Linked DNA regions of Homo sapiens: region 1 is linked to region 2. The links are chromatin loops, found by intact Hi-C in ENCODE. Cell type or tissue: heart left ventricle. All regions are shown on one strand. Links, peaks and the distances in the headings refer to the core of each region. The heading gives the core; the rest is flanking DNA.

Region 1 (9,406 bases), core at 103-8,102, 49 kb after region 2:
TGGGCATGGGACCCACTGAGCCAGTCATGGGATATGATCTCCTGGTGTGCCATTTGCTAAGACCATTGGAAAAGTGCAGTCTTTGGGAGGGAGTGTCCCGATTTTCCAGGTACAGTCTGTCACGGCTTCCCTTGGCTAGGAAAGGGAAATCCTCTGACCCCTTGTGCTTCCTGGGTGAGGTGATGCCCTGCCCTGCTTCAGCTCACCCTCCATGAGCTGCACCCACTGTCCAACCAGTCCCAATGAGATGAACCAGCTACCTCAGTTGGAAACGCAGAAATCACCGTCTTCTGTGTTGATCACCCTGGGAGCTGCAGACCAGAGCTGTTCCTATTCAGCCATCTTGGAACAGACCTCCAGAAAATCTGAATACGTTCTTATCAAATGTATGAGTAATGCAAAGTTCGCAAGGATGACTAATATATTAAATGACAGATTCCACATTCAATTTAGTCAGAATAGCTAGAATGATGAACCAAAAGTCCCAAGATGAAATTTTATGGGGAAAAATGTAAAGCTAAACCTTCAGGTTCAAAAAACTACTTGTGAGAATAAACTGAAGGACTTAGATGAGAGCAACTCATGTGGGGAAATTTCTGGAGATTTATAGTTGACACTAGCTTAATAGGAGATAGCATTATGACTTGATTTCTCAAAAAGGTAACCAAATTTTAGACCACATTGATACTGTTCTAATATCAACTAACTCATCAACTGAGTTTCTTCCCAATAGATTAAAATGATTTTAAAATAGGTCGTTGAAATGTTTACTGGGGCAAATGCTCAGCATCTATCAAATACAAAATGAGCAGCCTGAAGATTCCACACTGTTCCTTCTAAATGGTGCCCTTCCTCACACAAGGAGCTAAGTATGTACCAGGCCAAGGGCTCGAAGAAGCAGAAATAGATCAGGCTGGAGCTGTGGGCATAGCCATTGCCCTACAACAAACTGCATGGGCTGCAGCAGCACTTGGTGCCCCGCCCGGGCACTCCCTCACTTCTGCCTTCAGAATTTCACACACAGATCTCTTGCAGCCCACACCAACTCCACACTATACAGAGAAAGGAATTCTGGGAGCTGTAGTTCCAGCTTAGCTAAATTGACACCATGCAAATCCAACACATCTGAAAGATTATTTTTTAACTTAAAAACCTTTCATTTTGAAATAATATTCAATTTCCAAAAAACTGCAAAAATAATTCCCGTATGCCTTTCACTGAGCATTCTTAAATGTTAACATCTTACATAACCATACATTATTACCAAAATCAGGAAATTGACATTGATACTGTTAACTACTTTACAGATCCTATTCAAACTAAGTTAATTGTCCCACTAATCTCCCTTTTCTGGTACAGAAAATCCAATCCAGGCTTCAATGTAGCATTTAGTTGTCGTGTCTCCCTAGTCGCCTCCATTCTGGGACAGTTCCTCAGTCTTCTGAAAAACATTTTAAGAATAAAAAACCAGAAAATGTCCAGAATGGTGAAGGCCTGGAAAGCAACGGCCCCGAGGAAATACTGCTGGAACTGGAGCTATCAGCCTAGAGTGAAGTCTCAGGGGATACATTAGTCATCTTCAAAGTTGTCTTCAACACTAAACGATCTTCCTGCAGAAGATGGAATGGATTTATTCTGTGTTGCCCCAGAGGGTGGAAATAGAATTAGCATATTCTGTGGAGTAGGTAATTCTATAGGTGGAATTACTACTAGGAAGAGTTCAACTTGTCACTATGTAGAACATTCTGTCGGTTAGAACTAACTGTACCCTAGGCCTGGGTGAGAGCAAACAGAGCTGGATGAGAGCAAACAGATAGGCCTGAGTAACAAGAAGCTAGGTGGAGGCAGGTGGGATGGGGAGGGCCTGGCAGGAGCAGGAATAGAAAGGGGCAGCTGGCCAGGGCCCACATGACTTAGGGATATTGCATTCAGGATGGAGAGCAAAATGGACAGAGACTTCATTGGCAGGCCCAAGGGAGAAGGTGGGTGAGGCAGCAGCAGACACAGAGGACACTTCCATCCAAATAGGTTTGCTACCAAATTCTATTAATAAGCAACTTGAGCCATTACCTGCAGCCCTACCTGAGGACAGTTCATCTAGTTTGTCCACTCTTCAAAGGTCTCTTTTAAAAGGACCTGTCATAAGAGAGAGGGTAATCTGGAGGGACAGAAATTGTCTTTGGTCTGGGAGTTCTGTGTTGGGAGCAGAAGCACAGCAGCACCTCTTAGGGGGTACTGAGGCATGCTAGGAGCTGGAAAGGAGTCAAATCCTTGGCATGGCTTAAGTCTGGGCAGTCCTTGTAGCTGAAGGTTTGACCAGGATCCTTCAAAGTGATGATATCCATCTGAAATTCATGTCACCACTGAAAACAAAGCCAACTAAATGGCAGTGAGGGAAAGCAATTAGCCAAAGCATACGTAAAGATCTTAGTTACATTTCTACTTTCAAAGTCAGTCAATAATTGAGATTTCTGGTCCAGCAAATATTTAGTTCAATAAAATCATCATGAGTAAGTAGCTAAGAAGTGTATCACAAGGCAACGTTGTCATTACCATGGTCTTATCCATCTGTCTGCTCACAGATTCACATATCTGTTTGTCCATCTTGCCATTAGTCAGTCCATCATCTGTCCCTCCACCCATCCATTCATACTTTCTCCATCAAGCAAACATTGATTAATTTACTTATGGTCTGCTGCGCCCAGTGGCCACACCTGTAATCCCAGCACTTTGGAAGGCCGAGGCAGGCAGATCATTTGAGGCCAGGAGTTCAAGACCAGCCTGGCCAACATGGCAAAACCCTATCTCTACTAAAAATAAAAAAATTAGCTGGGTGTGGTGGTGCACACCTGTAATCCCAGCTACTCAGGAGGCTGAGGCATGAGAATTGCTTGAACCCAGGGAAGAGGAGGTTGCAGTGAGCCAAGATCATGCCACTGCACTCCAGCATGGGCGACAGAGTGAGACTCTGTCTCAAAAAAAAAAAAAAAATTAGCTATGGTCTAATGGATGGTGGAGGGGTAGAGGTAACAAAACAATGAAGCTGTCAGTGGATGAAACCCAGACTTAAGCCAAGGAAATTTAGATTTCCATTTAAAACTCATCCAACTGAGAAAGAAATTTCTTCTTTTTTTTTTTTTTTTTTGGAGACAGAGTCTTGCTCTCTCACTTAGGTTGGAGTGCAGTGGCACCATCATGGCTCACTGCAGTCTCAACTTCCTGGGTTCAAATGATCCTCCAGCCTCAACCTCCCGAGTAGCTGGGACCTCAGGTACATGCCACCATGCCCAGCTAATTTTTTACTTTTTGTAGAGACTGGGTCTTACTATGTTGCCCAGGCTGATCTCAAACTCCTGGTCTCAAGCAATCCTCCTACTTTGGCCTCCAAAAGTGTTGGGATTACAGGTGTGAGCCATCACACCCAGTCTAGCAATTTCTATACATGATTCAAAGTGATTTATAGGCAATAAGTAAAAGTTATTTGAATTTCCACAGCAGGTTCAGATTTTATGTGACTCATGAAAAATTCTTGGAATTGAAATCAGATTCAACAAAATTCCATCAACTAGGAAGAGAGGGATCAATATCCAATCCCTCCCTCTTTCCAACTCAAGACTATGGGAACCTCTGTGATGAGCTGATGTGGTCCCTGCTGAGGACCACTGGTGGGAAAGGCCACCAAGAACCACCAAGGGAGAAACTTACCAGAGGGGAAGGGGATTGAGAAGAGGTAATTTGACTGTTACCTCCTGACCCAGATGCTCTGACAGGGTGGGCGCGTGTGTGGGAGTCCAAGTGTGGAGCTTTCTTGGCTGAGCATGTCACTGGTGCATGGGAATTTTCTTCCTCAACAAATCACCAAGGCTTGAGCATGGGTCTGAATTGTCAGTGCCATTGGAGCAGCGAGCTGGGTGAGGCTGCCTGTGGTCAATGATCACTGTCATCAAAGGATTTGAGTTCCTGGCACTGCTCTGTCACTCACTGGCCACCTGACTTGGCTCAGATTCCCAGCCATGAATTGGGGACATTATAATTTCCCTCTCACCAGAATCCTTTAGAGGCCTAAAGGCTACAATGAGAGGATACTGCCGGGGGTTGTGGGGGCGGTGTCAGAACCCTGGCATTGTGAAGTGGTAGACTCGCGGGTTGGTAAAAAGAACTTACCAGCAACAGGATATGTTTGAAAAAGGAAAGTTTATTAGAAAAAACACTGCAGAAGGGTGCAGCAGGACACCTCAGGGAGAGGACTGAACTTGCCATGGTAGATTTTTCCTTAGGGGTACTTATGGACCTTCAGGCAGGAGCTTGAGGGTAATTTGAACCATACTAGCCAGCCACATAAGTCATGATACATGATTACATTTGTAGAATTTTGGTGCCTTAGGTTGCACAATGAGTTTTGGCATGGCATTCCAGAGATTTATAAGAATTCTAGTTATGGGCCAGTCTCGGTGGCTCACACCTGCAATCCCAGCACTTTGGGAGGCCGAGGCAGGTGAACCACGAGGTCAGGAGTTCAAGACCAGCCTGGCCAACATGGTGAAACCTCGTCTCTACTAAAAATACAAAAATTAGCTGGGCATAATGGCACGTGCCTGTAGTCCCAGCTGCTCAGGAGGCTGAGGCAGGAGAATCGCTTGAACTGGGACCTGGCAGGCAGGGGCTGCAGTAAGCTGAGATTGCGCCATTGCACTCCAGCCTGGGCCACAGAGCGAGACTCCATCTCAAAAAATAAATAAATAAATAAATAGATAAATAAATAAATTCCAGTTACGTATAAATTTTGTGGGGGAAAGAAATCTGGAACCAGATGTCTGCTCTATATAATAGGAAAGTCTAATTACTTCTAATTTCCCCAGATGAGGAGTTTTGCCTCCGGATGGCCTGTTTGATGGTCACCAGGTGGTCTTTGCTCCCTTCTAAATCCCTCAGATAAGGAGTTTTTGTCTCTGGGGCCTGTTCAATGATCACTGGGTGATTTTTGCTCTCCTCAGATACTTGGGAGTGTGTTTCAGGAACCAGCTCCAGCCAGCTTTTTCCCATCCTTAGATGGGCAATCAAGCATCACCTCCTACTGATTAGCGCTTTGATCTCGGCTGAGAGAAACTGTCAACAAAACCTTAAATCATCAGTCATTTTGCCCTACTTTGAACAGTAGTGTTCTTTGATTTCTTTTTCTCTTTTTACCTAACATTTCTGAGCTTAATTCTGCTATAAGATGGGGGTAACAGAATGTATCTCATTGAGTTACTATAAAAATTAAATGAGGTATTAAGTGTCTACAGAAAGGCAAGGTCTGGTACAGGCTTGGTATGAGAAATCAATTCCTGCTTCATTGTTCCTTGGATCTATAGCTTTAATGAATACGTGAAGAGTAGGTCCTCAGAAATAGTTAATCATAGCTAAAATTTATTGAGCACTCACTTTAGGTCAGCACAGTGTTATATGCCCTTTTTATGTTAACTTGTTTAATCCTTATAACAGACCTATGGGTTGTGTACAAATACAATTTCCATTTTACAGAAAGAAACTAGGAACACAGAGAAGTTAAGTAACTTGCCCAAGATCACACAGCTGGTAAATAGTAGAGCCAGTGCACGAACTCACACATTGCATTCCCAGAGCCCTTGCTCCTAAGTGCTGTACTACACTGCATCGTTACTGAGGCAGAAACACAAAGTCAGTCCCAATTCAGCTTGAAAGTAGCTAATGGTAATGAGATATAGTTTACCTCTAATTTGTGGGAAACTTGGCCAGATGGGGCTTAGTTCCATCTACTTTGCTGTGCCTTTCTAAGTCATGTCAACGATGTGTTTTAGTCTGTTTGTCTCCCTTGATTTCTTTATGCTGCTCACCTCAAGTCGGAGGCAATTTGACCTTTTATGTTTTAATACTGCTAAATGGTCAAGGGCTTGAGGGAAAGGGAGAGAAAGCAACAGGATTAACACAATATTATGTGTCATAAATGGATTGTATCCTGGATCTAGCTAGACATTAAAAAATTAGGTCAGATAGGAACGGGGAAAAAAGGGAGATCCTCTTTTAAGCAACATGATTAGAAACTAATTGCCATCTGTAAGGCACAGTACAAAATAAGGATTTCCCATATCAAAGAAGCTGGGAAATTTTACCCCGTGGCCCCAGATATCAGTAGGAAACAGAAAGAGAAGTCCATCAGTACCAAGGTGGAGGATGCAAGGAATGAGAGACACATAAGCAGCCAGGAAACAGGAGTCACCATGTTAACCCACCATACTGGGTAAAATGGCCCAGAAATACAAGGGAAGGGGAACCCACCCCCCAAGCCAAGGATGTGGGAAGGGCAGGATTCTACTTGGAGGGCTTTTTGCCTAGCTCTTTGTCTAGTGTAGCAGACAGGAAGGATTCCAGTTGTCATAAAAACAGGGGTGAACTATGCTACATTTATGCTCTGAGCACTGACCATGCATCTGACCCCTTGGTGAACGCCAGGATGCACAGATGAACAAAAGATCTTACCTACCTTACTGAAACTCACCATCTCCTGGGGCAGATGGACCAGCAACGGTGTGATTGCCATGCTGTGTAATGGTTGCTTTTATGGACTTGGGGTAAGAGGAGCAAAGAGGAAGTGGGTCCAGGTAGAGATAATATGTCTGAGCTGCAACTTGGAGAATAACAAGGTGTTTTCTAGGTGGATGGCACTGAAGTTTTGTTATTCCTGGCAGAGGAATCATTTGTAAAGACACTGGAATCCCAACTGGTTTGCCATGTTGGGGAAAGTAAGTTGTTGGGTAGGATGGGAGTGGAAGGCCTGTGTGTGAACATGCGATGTAGGAGCAGGAGACTGGGCAGAGTCAGATCAAGGTGTTAGTTTATCCAGAAGGCACCACTCACCTCTGACAGTTGCTGAGGTCACCAAACCTTCCCTGCTGGGGTGCCGTGCCCCCAGGGCAGTACTTTTCAAACTACAAGTCACAACCCATTGGATAATGAAATCAATTTAGTGTCTGAAAACTAGAATTTTTTTATTTTTTATTTTTTAATTAATTAATTTATTTATTTATTATACTTTAAGTTTTAGGGTACATGTGCACAATGTGCAGGTTAGTTACATATGTATACGTGTGCCATGCTGGTGCGCTGCACCCACTAACTCATCATCTAGCATTAGGTATATCTCCCAATGCTATCCCTCCCCCCTCCCCCCACCCCACAACAGTCCCCAGAGTGTGATGTTCCCCTTCCTGTGTCCATGTGTTTTCATTGTTCAATTCCCACCTATGAGTGAGAATATGCGGTGTTTGGTTTTTTGTTCTTGCGACAGTTTACTGAGAATGATGATTTCCAATTTCATCCATGTCCCTACAAAGGACATGAACTCATCATTTTTTATGGCTGCATGGTATTCCAGGGTGTATATGTGCCACATTTTCTTAATCCAGTCTATCATTGTTGGACATTTGGGTTGGTTCCAAGTCTTTCTTATTGTGAATAATGCTGCAATAAACATACGTGTGCATGTGTCTTTATAGCAGCATGATTTATAGTCCTTTGGGTATATACCCAGTAATGGGATGGCTGGGTCAAATGGTATTTCTAGTTCTAGATCCCTGAGGAATCGCCACACTGACTTCCACAATGGTTGAACTAGTTTACAGTCCCACCAACAGTGTAAAAGTGTTCCTATTTCTCCACATCCTCTCCAGCACCTGTTGTTTCCTGACTTTTTAATGATTGCCATTCTAACTGGTGTGAAATGGTATCTCATTGTAGTTTTGATTTGCATTTCTCTGATGGCCAGTGATGGTGAGCATTTTTTCATGTGTTTTTTGGCTGCATAAATGTCTTCTTTTGAGAAGTGTCTGTTCATGTCCTTTGCCCACTTTTTGATGGGGTTGTTTGTTTTTTTCTTGTAAATTTGTTTGAGTTCATTGTAGATTCTGGATATTAGCCCTTTGTCAGATGAGTAGGTTGCGAAAATTTTCTCCCATTTTGTAGGTTGTCTGTTCACTCTGATGGTAGTTTCTTTTGCTGTGCAGAAGCTCTTTAGTTTAATTAGATCCCATTTGTCAATTTTGGCTTTTGTTGCCATTGCTTTTGGTGTTTTAGACATGAAGTCCTTGCCCATGCCTATGTCCTGAATGGTAATGCCTAGGTTTTCTTCTAGGGTTTTTATGGTTTTAGGTCTAATGTTTAAGTCTTTAATCCATCTTGAATTGATTTTTGTATAAGGTGTAAGGAAGGGATCCAGTTTCAGCTTTCTACATATGGTGAGCCAGTTTTCCCAGCACCATTTATTAAATAGGGAATCCTTTCCCCATTGCTTGTTTTTCTCAGGTTTGTCAAAGATCAGATAGTTGTAGATATGCGGTGTTATTTCTGAGGGCTCTGTTCTGTTCCATTGATCTATATCTCTGTTTTGGTACCAGTACCATGCTGTTTTGGTTACTGTAGCCTTGTAGTATAGTTTGAAGTCAGGTAGTGTGATGCCTCCAGCTTTGTTCTTTTGGCTCAGGATTGACTTGGTGATGCGGGCTCTTTTTTGGTTCCATATGAACTTTAAAGTAGTTTTTTCCAATTCTGTGAAGAAAGTCATTGGTAGCTTGATGGGGATGGCACTGAATCTGTAAATTACCTTGGGCAATACGGCCATTTTCACGATATTGATTCTTCCTACCCATGAGCATGGAATGTTCTTCCATTTGTTTGTATCCTCTTTTATTTCCTTGAGCAGTGGTTTGTAGTTCTCCTTGAAGAGGTCCTTCACATCCCTTGTAAGTTGGATTCCTAGGTATTTTATTCTCTTTGAAGCAATTGTGAATGGGAGTTCACTCATGATTTGGCTCTCTGTTTGTCTGTTGTTGGTGTATAAGAATGCTTGTGATTTTTGTACATTGATTTTGTATCCTGAGACTTTGCTGAAGTTGCTTATCAGCTTAAGGAGATTTTGGGCTGAGACAATGGGGTTTTCTAGATATACAATCATGTCGTCTGCAAACAGGGACAATTTGACTTCCTCTTTTCCTAATTGAATACCCTTTATTTCTTTCTCCTGCCTGATTGCCCTGGCCAGAACTTCCAACACTATGTTGAATAGGAGTGGTGAGAGAGGGCATCCCTGTCTTGTGCCATTTTTCAAAGGGAATGCTTTCAGTTTTTGCCCATTCAGTATGATATTGGCTGTGGGTTTGTCATAGATAGCTCTTATTATTTTGAGATACGTCCCATGAATACCTAATTTATTGAGAGTTTTTAGCATGAAGTGTTGTTGAATTTTGTCAAAGGCCTTTTCTGCATCTATTGAGATAATCATGTGTTTTTTGTCTTTGGTTCCGTTTATATGCTGGATTACATTTATTGATTTGCATATATTGAACCAGCCTTGCATCCCAGGGATGAAGCCCACTTGATCATGGTGGATAAG
Region 2 (9,406 bases), core at 366-8,365:
CCAGGATGGGGCTGACCTGTTCAGCGCTCACTACACCTTCCAGCAGCTTGTCCCATCCTCCCATCCTCCTCGACACCTGCCCCCTTTTTTTTTTTTCATTTCTTATAAGTAAGAAGAAGCTTCTAGCACTTCTAGGCGGCCTCATGAGTAAAGCTGTGATTTTCAAGGCTGCAATTTTTCTTCTGATTCTAGAGGATTTACTTCTTGTCGTGTGTGTGTGTGTGTGTGTGTGTGTGTGTGTGTGTGTGTTTTAACCTCTGAGTTGGACTGCATCCAAATTTCAACATCAGAAGAATGGGAAGTTCTTGAACATGTTTAAACTGTGAAGCCCATAGAAGCCAGATCATTCTTTTGTGGAACTACAAAAAAAAAATTTCTTTTTTTTGAGATGGAGTTTCGCATGCAGTGGCACGATCTCAGCTCACTGCAACCTCCGCCTCTTGGGTTCAAGCAATTCTCCTGCCTCAGCCTCCTGAATTGCTGGGACTACAGGCTTTAGCCACCACGCCCAGCTAATTTTTGTACCTTTAGTAGAGATGGGGTTTCACAATGTTGGCCAGGCTGGTCTTGAACTCCTGACCTCAGGTGATCCACCTGCCTCGGACTCCCAAAGCGCTGGGTTTACAGGCATGAGCCACCTCACCCGTCATCTTTTTAAATAACAGTGTATTCAACCTTAAATTAACCTAAATTGTGTTAAATCAGAGACTACTGGATCCTTGTTCTTGCTATGGTTTTAACACATCCCCCAAAAGTTCATGTGTTGGAAACTTAATCCCCAATATGACCATGCTGGGAGGTGGGGCCTACTAAAAAGTGATTGGGCCATGATGGGAAGTCCTCATGGATGGATTAATGTTATCATGAAAGTGTGCTGTTATCCATTGAGTCTGGCCCCTGATGCTTCTCTCTCTGTGTCTCACATGCTTGCTTGCCCTTCTACTCTGTTATAACGCAGCAAGAAGGCCCTCACCAGATGCCATGCAGATGCTGGGGCCATGCCCTTGGACTTCCCTGCTTCCAGAACTGGGGAAATAAATTTATTTTCTTTATAAATTACCCAGTCTCGAGTATTCTGTTATAGCAGCAGAAAACAGACTAAGACAATTCTCATGTAGACAACTCATAGCAGGGGTCAAAGTTTAAGGAAAATGTTGAGACCTCAAGTCCTAAGTGGGGAATATTCTACACTCAATCTTCAGATTGGGAAGGTTGGGGGTGTTTATGTATGTTTATGGGTAGGACTCCGGCTCTAGGAAACAGAATTTGAGAGCTCTGGGTCCCAGAATCAGGCCAAGCCTCAAAAACAATAGCCCTGGGTCATCAGGGCTCTGCTGGACTTCCAGCTCTCCTTCCTGCTGTGCTGCTCCCATGATGACGTTGGCCAGCCTATCCCTCCCACCCCACCCACCACCTCCTGATCATTCTTAGAAAGGGAATGAAGCAGGTAACATTCTTAGAAAGGGAATGATTAGTAACATGGGCTGGAGCAAGACTGCCTGGATTCAACTCCAGCCTCTGTACTTACTAGCTATGCAACCTTGGACAAGCCTTCTGTGCCTCTGTGCTTCAGTTGCCTTATCTGTAAAATGGAGATAGTAACAGCACTGACCTTAATTGTACTGATGAGGATTAACTGAGTTACTACAGGGGTCTACAGATCTTTTCTGTAAAGGGCCAGATAGTAAATATTTTTAGAATCTGCCATTATTCATCCCATGTCTGACAAAAATCGGATAGCCATCCACGGGATAAATCTTTTTTTTTTTTAAGACAAAGTCTTGATCTCTTGCTCTGTCACCCAGGCTGGAGCATAGTGGCACGATCTTGGCTCACTGCAACCTCCGCCTCCCAGGTTCAAGTGATTCTCCCACCTCAGCCTCCCAGGTAGCTGGGACTACAGGCGCCCACCATCATGCCCGGCTAATTTTTGTATTTTTAGTAGAGATGGGGTTTCACCATTTTGGCCAGGCTGGTCTTGAACTCCTGACCTCAAGTGATCCACCCAACTCGACCTCCCAAAATGCTGGGATTACAGGTGTGAGCCACTGTGCCCGGCTGATAAATCTTTACTTAATATTTACTATGTGCCTGGCTCAAGGTTAAGTGCTGGGATTTCCAAAGTAGAAGATAGTCTACTGTCAATGAGCTCACAGTCCAGCAGAGCTGGAAGGGGTGAGTGAGCCTGGTAAGCAGCCAGTGATGGCATCCCATAGTTAGTGCTGCGGAGAAAGAAGCCCAGGTTGCTCTGGGAGCCTCCAAGAGAAGGTCCAGGATCAGGTGCAGCTTTCAGGCCGATGACAGGTGAGCCAAGGAAAAGAGAGAAGGGTGGGGCAGGGAAGGGGGTCCCAGGCAGAGGGAGCAGCAAAAGCAAAGTGGAGAGGGGAGACTGGCTCGGTGTGGTAAGTGTGAGTGGCAGAGTGTTGGAGGGGTAAGGAAAAGCTTCTAGCACTTCTAGGAGGCCTCAGGCTCTGTCACAACTACTCCACTCTGCCATTGTATCATGAAAGCGGCCATAGACAATATGTACATGATAGGCATGTGTTCCAATAAAATGTATTTATAAAAACAAGCAGGGAGCTGGATTTGCCCAGAGGCCTATAGCTCACTGGCCCATGAGTTAATATGTGAAATAAGTACTTGTCATGTAGTAACACTCAACCAATGTTAGCAATTATTATTCATCATGAATCAACTAAATATTTGAGCACCTACTCTGTGCCAGGCCCTGTTCTGAGTGCTGGGGATATAGCCATGAACAACACAGACAAGGTTCCTGCTCTCGGGGAGCTTCCATTCTAGATGGCAGAGACAAAAATAAACAAGGAAACGAGAGAAAATACCAGTTCGTGGTAAGTGCTGTCTTAAAACTAAAGCAGGGACTGTGATAGTGATGTCAGGGTGGAATACGTCACTGCGGTGGCCAGCAAAGGCCTCTTGGAGGATGTAACGTTTAAGCCAAGACTAGCATGATGAGAAGGAGCCAGCTCTGTGGCAACTGCAAGAACAGAAATCCAGGCAGGAAAAAGCAGCTCAGGCTCTTGCTTCTGCTTTTGCCCTTAGCCCAGCTGCAAACCAGAGGCAAGGGTCTGCAATGCTGGGAGGGCCAGGAGGGGAGGGGGACAGCAAAGAGAGGACAGAAAGGAACATCTCTTTGGATCTTGCAACTCTGGGTGCTGCAGAGGCTGTGGGAGGGGGTGTTTCTCCTCATCCTCTTGATCCTTAGCCCATCTCCCAGGATACAATCCTTTTCTTAACATCCCGGCCCTCAACCCAACACCCCTCTCTCCTTTCTCCTCCATTCCCCTCACCGATTGGCTGAAAGCCCTCAGCCTAGGCATGGCAACATCTCTGCTTCGCACATCTGTCTCTGAGTCCCAGGCTTGCTTGAGCCAGTTTACCCATTACTTAAAGCCGGTGGTGCCACCCAGCTGGTGAGTAGGACGATCTGTAGCTGCTTCCTCCTGTACAACGGGTGTTTGGAATTCCATACACAGAGAAAGAGGTGGGTTTCACTGGAGCCACTCCCGGACACAGGTTTGCTTCCGTTGTTCTCCAGTTCAATGTTTCCTAAGCTCTTTTCCGATTGAGAAAGCTTCTCTGTGCATGTAGTTTCTGGCCCCTGCAGATGCTGCAAGCCCCCTCTCTTTCCCGCTCTCCACCCACAATGTGCAGCCTTCTCTTATTAGTTGAACATTCTGGCTCACACAGAATTCTAGAGGATGGCCTAGCCTAGGAACCAGACTACACAGGTGATGTTGCTCCTCTACAGAGAACAAATCCTCAACTCCAACAGCTTCTGGAGCTGGAGCCAGCCTGCTGAGGTTCCTACCACGTTGGTTTCTCACTTGCAGCTTCTACACCTGAGGGACATGTTTCCTGACCTGGTCCCAGCCTCTAGTTATGCCCTTCTGGGTAGCGCTCTGTCCCTCCTTCAATTCTCACTTCCTTTAGACACCTTCCCAGACTGTGTCCCCAACTCGGATGCCCCCTGGTTCCAGCATGTCCCTCAGGATGCGAGCCTCAGCCCTGGTTCCAGGATCTCCCTCCGGATGCGAGCCTCAGAACCAGCTCTGACTGGTGTGTCCTTCTCACCCCAACGTGCCAGGCATAGGGGTCTGAAATGGCACCTCCTCTCTCTGTGTCCCTCACATCTCGGCTGGCTGTGAGAGGGTTTCCAGGGCTACCAGACTCACCAGCGACTGGTGCTGTCAGGCTGGCTGTCATGTGGCATGGTGGATCCCACAGGCGGGTGGGCAGCATGGGGTGGGGTCGGTGTGTCCTCCAGCCCATTTGGGAGGCCTCCACCGCCCCAACTCTTTGTTGTGCCGCGTTGCTATTTTGGTACCCAGGAAGCTGGCCGGAAAAGGGAAAGTCTGACCCCTCTTCCTGTCAACAATGACTTTCTGCTTAGAGCTGACCCTTCTGGGGTGAGTCACCAGGAAGGGCAATCTGCCTCTGCCGAGGGGAGGAGGAACACCAGGAGGGGAGGCTCACTGTCCAGGGTCACCGAGGCTTGTGGCTAGACCAGGGTCTTCCTGCTGAAGAAGGGGCTCAGAATAGTCTGCCTGCTGACCCCCAAAAGTGGAGGTGGCCTCCAAATCCCTCCCCTAACTCCTCCCTGTCCTGCAGTTTCACCTGCAGGTCACACCAGATTGATGTCCTTAAACACAGCTGTGACCATGTCACATCTTGATTATAATCTTCAGAGGCTCTTTGTTGCCTCCAGAATGAAGTCCAAATGCCCTCACTTGGCCCCAACCTCCTCTTCGACCTCCTCACCCCCTGCTCCTTCATGCCTTCTGCTCCACCAGGCTGGCCTCTTTTGCTCCTGCATGTGACACAGCACACACAGCCGTCTCCACACTTCTGCCTTCGCCATGCCCTTCTCCATCATCCCCCTCCTTGGAATGCCTTTTCCTTTCCAGATGCACCATTCCCATTTCCAATCCCACATCACCCTTCCATCTATCCAAAAAATATTTAATGAGCACCTTCTGTGTGCCGAGTCCAGTGCTATGAGCTGAAGTTTCCACCTCCAATGAGCTAGACAAGCACTCATGGGCCTGTCAGGCTTGCAGAAGGTACAGAGACATACTCAGGCACTTGCAATGTAGCACCTGGGAGGGACACCTCACCCACCTCGAGATCACAGAAGGTGGCTGGTGGAGGTCACACCCCTGCTGATTTCCTGGGGAGTGAGTAGGAGGTAGGTGGGTAAGGGAATAAGGGCTGGAAGCTGGCAGCAAAAATGTGTGGACCAGAGGAACCAGAAAGTAGGAAGACCTCAGTCAAGAGTCAGTGCATTCTAGGAACTGAAAGCTGGTCATAAAATTTGGAGTAGAAGGTGTGAGGTGGGTGGTGAGAAGAGGCGGGGAGTGGCCCAGTGGTCCCTCACAGTTTGGTCTTTATCGTAAGAGCCAGGAGAAGCCAGTGAATGGTTTATAGCAGAGGTTCACAGTGTGCAAATTTGCATCTTGGAAAGTCCAGAGTGACTGGAGTGGGGACCACAGATTGGAGGAGGGTGAGCTGCAGGTGGGGAGACTTTACATGGGAACGGTTTATACAGTCTGGGCCAAGGTCATGGTGGCGTGAGTCGTGTTCCCCCTTAGCCTCCAGCCACATTCGCCTTCTTTACATCTCATTTCCCACCTGGGGCCATTGCACTTGCTCTTTCCTCTGCCTGAAACACTGTGTCCCCTGACACTCACATGGCTTGTGCATCCAAATAATCCAAGTTTCTGTCTAGAGTGGACCCTGACCGCCATCACTCTCAATGTGCTTCCCTTGCTTTAATTTTCATCTTGGCATTTATCACTCCCCGACTGATATGTTGTAGGTTGTGCATGTGTTTCTCTATCTCCATCACTAGAATGAGACCTCCCTCAGGGGAGGGGTTTAGTCTGCCTGCTTTGCCTTCACTTTGGAGGTACCTGAGGCATGCCCAGTGTGGACATCTAGTAGACACTGGTGATGGGATGCAACCGGGAGCATCTGACTCACCAGGAAGCACCATAGCTGCACTTGTGGCAGGGAACGGGATGGTGGGGGTGACAGCAGAACTTCAGTCAGAGTGGGAAGAGAAGGGGCCTGGAAGAGAACCCGAGGTCTGCAACACCTCTGCCTCAGGTAGAGGAGAGGAACCCTCAGAGGAGGAAAGAAGGGATGGTCAGAGAGTGGACCTTATACAAGTGCTGCGCTTTGTGCCTCAGATGGGTGCTTTAGGTTGTGTGGTGCAGCACCGAGGTACCAGGGAGTGGAGATTCCTGACAGGAGGAGCGGACCAAGAACATTGCAAGCCTCAGAGAGCTGGAGGCTGCCAAAGCCCCCTGGGGTAGGCCACTGCAGCTTCCAGAGTGTGCAGACAGACTCCAGGCACAGTGGGGAGGAAAAGAGGAGTTTGGCTGAGGAGAGATGGAAGACGGGGAGCGCTGTGGTGAATAATGACCACAGCCTCTTTAACTGCTCTGCTGGCCCCGCTTTGCCAGCAAATTCTCCATGCAGAGTAATATTTTAAAAGCATAAATCAGATCATGTCACTCCCTTGTTCAAAACCATTACTTAGAATAAAATGCAAACTCCCTAAAGTGACAAACAAGGCCCTAGGGGACCTGGCCTTACCTTGTCCTCTGACTTCTTCTCCCCGGAACTGTGTCCTGCTCACTCCACTACTACCCCTCGACTCCTTGCTGGTCCCTAAGCAAGCTGCTCCCTGCCTCAGAGCACTGGCTGGTGCTGCTCACTCTTCCTGGAAGGCCCTCCTGGATATTGTCACCTGGCCCTCCCCTTCACCACATTCAAGCCTCTGTTCAAATGTCACCTCCTCAGAGAGGCTCTTGCTGAGCATCCTAAGATAGAACTCTCCACCCTTTGTCACTTTTCCTTATTTTTTGCGTGGAAGGCAATTATATTTATTATGTATTACATGTTTGTGTATTTGCTGGCTTCCTTCTTGTTCATCTTCCCCACTAAAGTGTGAGCTCCAGGAGGACAGGGGTTTTGTCTGCTTTGTTCACTCTACATTCTTAGCCCACAGAACAGCCCACAGAACAGCACATAGCACACACTGAGCACACAATAAATGTGCTGAATGGATGTTCGACTAATGAACAACAATCTCTAAAGCGAATTCGCAAGGAGTCTGACATGCAATGGCTCAGCACAACAGCTTTGCAAAGGGGCATCCCCATTTTACAGAGGAGCAAGCCTGGACTTGGAGTAGCTGAGTAACTTGGCCACAGGCAGAGCCCGAGCTTACTGGATTGTAGGCCGTGACCACAGACCAGCTCTTCTTACCCAACTGGGGGACCCTTTCAGAGAGGAACAATCTAGGCCCTCCCTCCACCTTCTCCTAGTTTCAGTAGGGAGATGAGAAGACAATGTGGGGAATAAAGAAGTCCAGCGAGGAGCGCTGGGAGGAGAGGAGGAGGAGGAGCCCCAAGGAGCCGGCTGCTGGAGGAGAGGGCGTCTGTCTTGGCTCCTTGCCGAGGCCTGAGGAGAGAGGCTGTCCTTTGAGTAAGAATTACATGCCCTACATCCCAAGCTAAAGGGCACCTTGGATCCCAAAGCCCACTTCTACCTTCAGGGGATGAGCAGAGATTTGCCTCAGGATGGGAGGGCCCTTCCTAAGGAAGCCCTGACCCTCTGGAAACTTCTCCCTCTCCACCTCCCCACCACCCACTGCAAGCTGCTGGGAATTCCCCACTTCCTGGTAGGAACTATAGAGCCCCAGGGGGAGTTTCCTCAGCCCTGGAATTCAGGACACTTTCCTGCTTTTATGATACTGTCTTCACCCTCTGCATACCAACCCCTCCCCAATACAAATTGGTGGCAAGTAGGTGGAGGAAGGAGGGTCCACTGGAGAACCCCCCCTTACCACCCAGCCCAGGAGCAAACAATTTCTCCCCAGGGCTCAGAAGCTGCCTGTGAGCTTCTTGTTTGGGGCTCACACTGAGTTCCCCCTGTCCTTTATTTGAGATGAGTGACTCGTGACACCACAACTGCTGAATCTACAGCCTCCAAAACCATGCTGGGGTCCAATCTCTAGCCCGGGCAGGAGGCATTCTGCTGGTGCATCTCAGTGTGCCCCCACGCTGTCCCGGTAAGTCACTCCAGCCTGGTCCCTGGAGTTCTTGGCCCTGTCTCTGCTTGCTGGAAGTGCCCCTTCCCTGTCCGTTTCCTGGCAGCGTGTAGGAAAGAATGATGGACAACAGGCCAAAGCTGGGAGGTCTTGTTCGGTCAGCCAGCCTCAGGGAGCCCAGCTGGGATGAGCATCAGCTTGCTGGCATCTGGGGTCTAGACAGCAGTCACATGAGTTGTGTGCACTTGTCTAGTCTGAGACACATCCCAGGCCAACTGTTTGCTCATGTGTCCCCAGAGCACCTGCTACTTCCGGGAAGCTCTCTTGTAACTCATTTCAGAAAACACCCAATCTGCCAAGGCTTCGCTACAAGGCACTGGAAGAGAGAAGAATAAAAGAATGGAGAAGACAGAGCTCCTGCCTTCCAGGAGTCTAGAGGCCCATCCTAACAATCATCACTGTGGTTTAAGATGTGCCAGCCTCTGGAATGAGGTGTGGGGACTCAGCGATAAGTAAAACATTTCTCTGAACTTCAGAAATTTAGATTGTAGCTGGGGAGAGAGACATATAAACTGGTAATTCTACTACATGGTGGAATTACCTGAAAAGCCAGGCAGCTCCTCCCTCCAGCCTCAGCTGAGATGTCATCTTCCCACAGGAAGTCTTCCCTGACCCTCGTCTGGGTAGACGTCCTTCAAGCATCACAGCATATACCACTAAGCTGTGCCATTGCCTGGCAGCCTAGCAGAAACTCCCATTCCCCCATCACCAAAACATGAACACTCTGAAGGCAGGGACTGGCCTTCTGTCTTTGTGTCCTCAGCGTCTCACACAACTAAACATATTTATAGATAAGTGTTACATGAACGATTTCTAAACAGTTGACTGCAATACAAGGCTGACAATATATGCTAAATAGAGATTTGACAACATGCTGGCTTTGTTGTAGAGAAAGGGCTGATTAATTTTGAACTATGAGGATAAAAAAGGCACCAAAGAGAAGGTGTGATTGCGGCTAAGCCCTATGGGATGCACAGGCTCTTGCCAGCCAGAGAAACAGGAGGAGAGCATGAGTCAGGAAAGTACATGCTTTGTTACAGCTAACATACAAAAGCCCACAGGGACTGGCGCATAGGACATGGAGGGAGGAGATGTAGGTGGTCAGGCGAGGAGGAGTCTTGGTATCGTGCTAAGCAAGGAGTGTCGTCTTTGTTCTGTAGACACAGAGACCCTCTGAGAAGTTTCCATGACAGGAGTCATCTAAACTGACCCGCATTTTGCAGAGGCTCTGCTGACGGCTGTGGGAAGGGTGTATTTTGGAGAGTT

What was found. Hi-C counts contacts between places; a loop is a spot of excess contacts. Peaks named below come from ENCODE experiments on the same cell type or tissue, not always from the same donor. Only the 100,000 strongest peaks of a DNase experiment are listed, where the experiment ranks them.
Region 1: a loop joins it to region 2, with 2.3 times the contacts of the local background. A loop is called at or near these places in 8 of 110 quality-filtered maps.

What each region holds. Positions count from the first base shown.
Region 1 is chr1:109,842,011-109,851,416 of GRCh38, reverse strand. All of the region lies in intron 4 of LINC01768 (long intergenic non-protein coding RNA 1768), which reads right to left. Among named protein-coding and RNA genes, the nearest start is that of LINC01768, 19 kb to the right of the region's middle. In heart left ventricle, for the core only: no CTCF peak of the experiment used is centred there; no DNase peak of the experiment used is centred there.
Region 2 is chr1:109,891,000-109,900,405 of GRCh38, reverse strand. All of the region lies in intron 4 of LINC01768 (long intergenic non-protein coding RNA 1768), which reads right to left. Among named protein-coding and RNA genes, the nearest start is that of CSF1, 15 kb to the left of the region's middle. In heart left ventricle, for the core only: no CTCF peak of the experiment used is centred there; a DNase peak (open chromatin) is centred at 4,205; H3K27ac peaks cover 1,333 bases.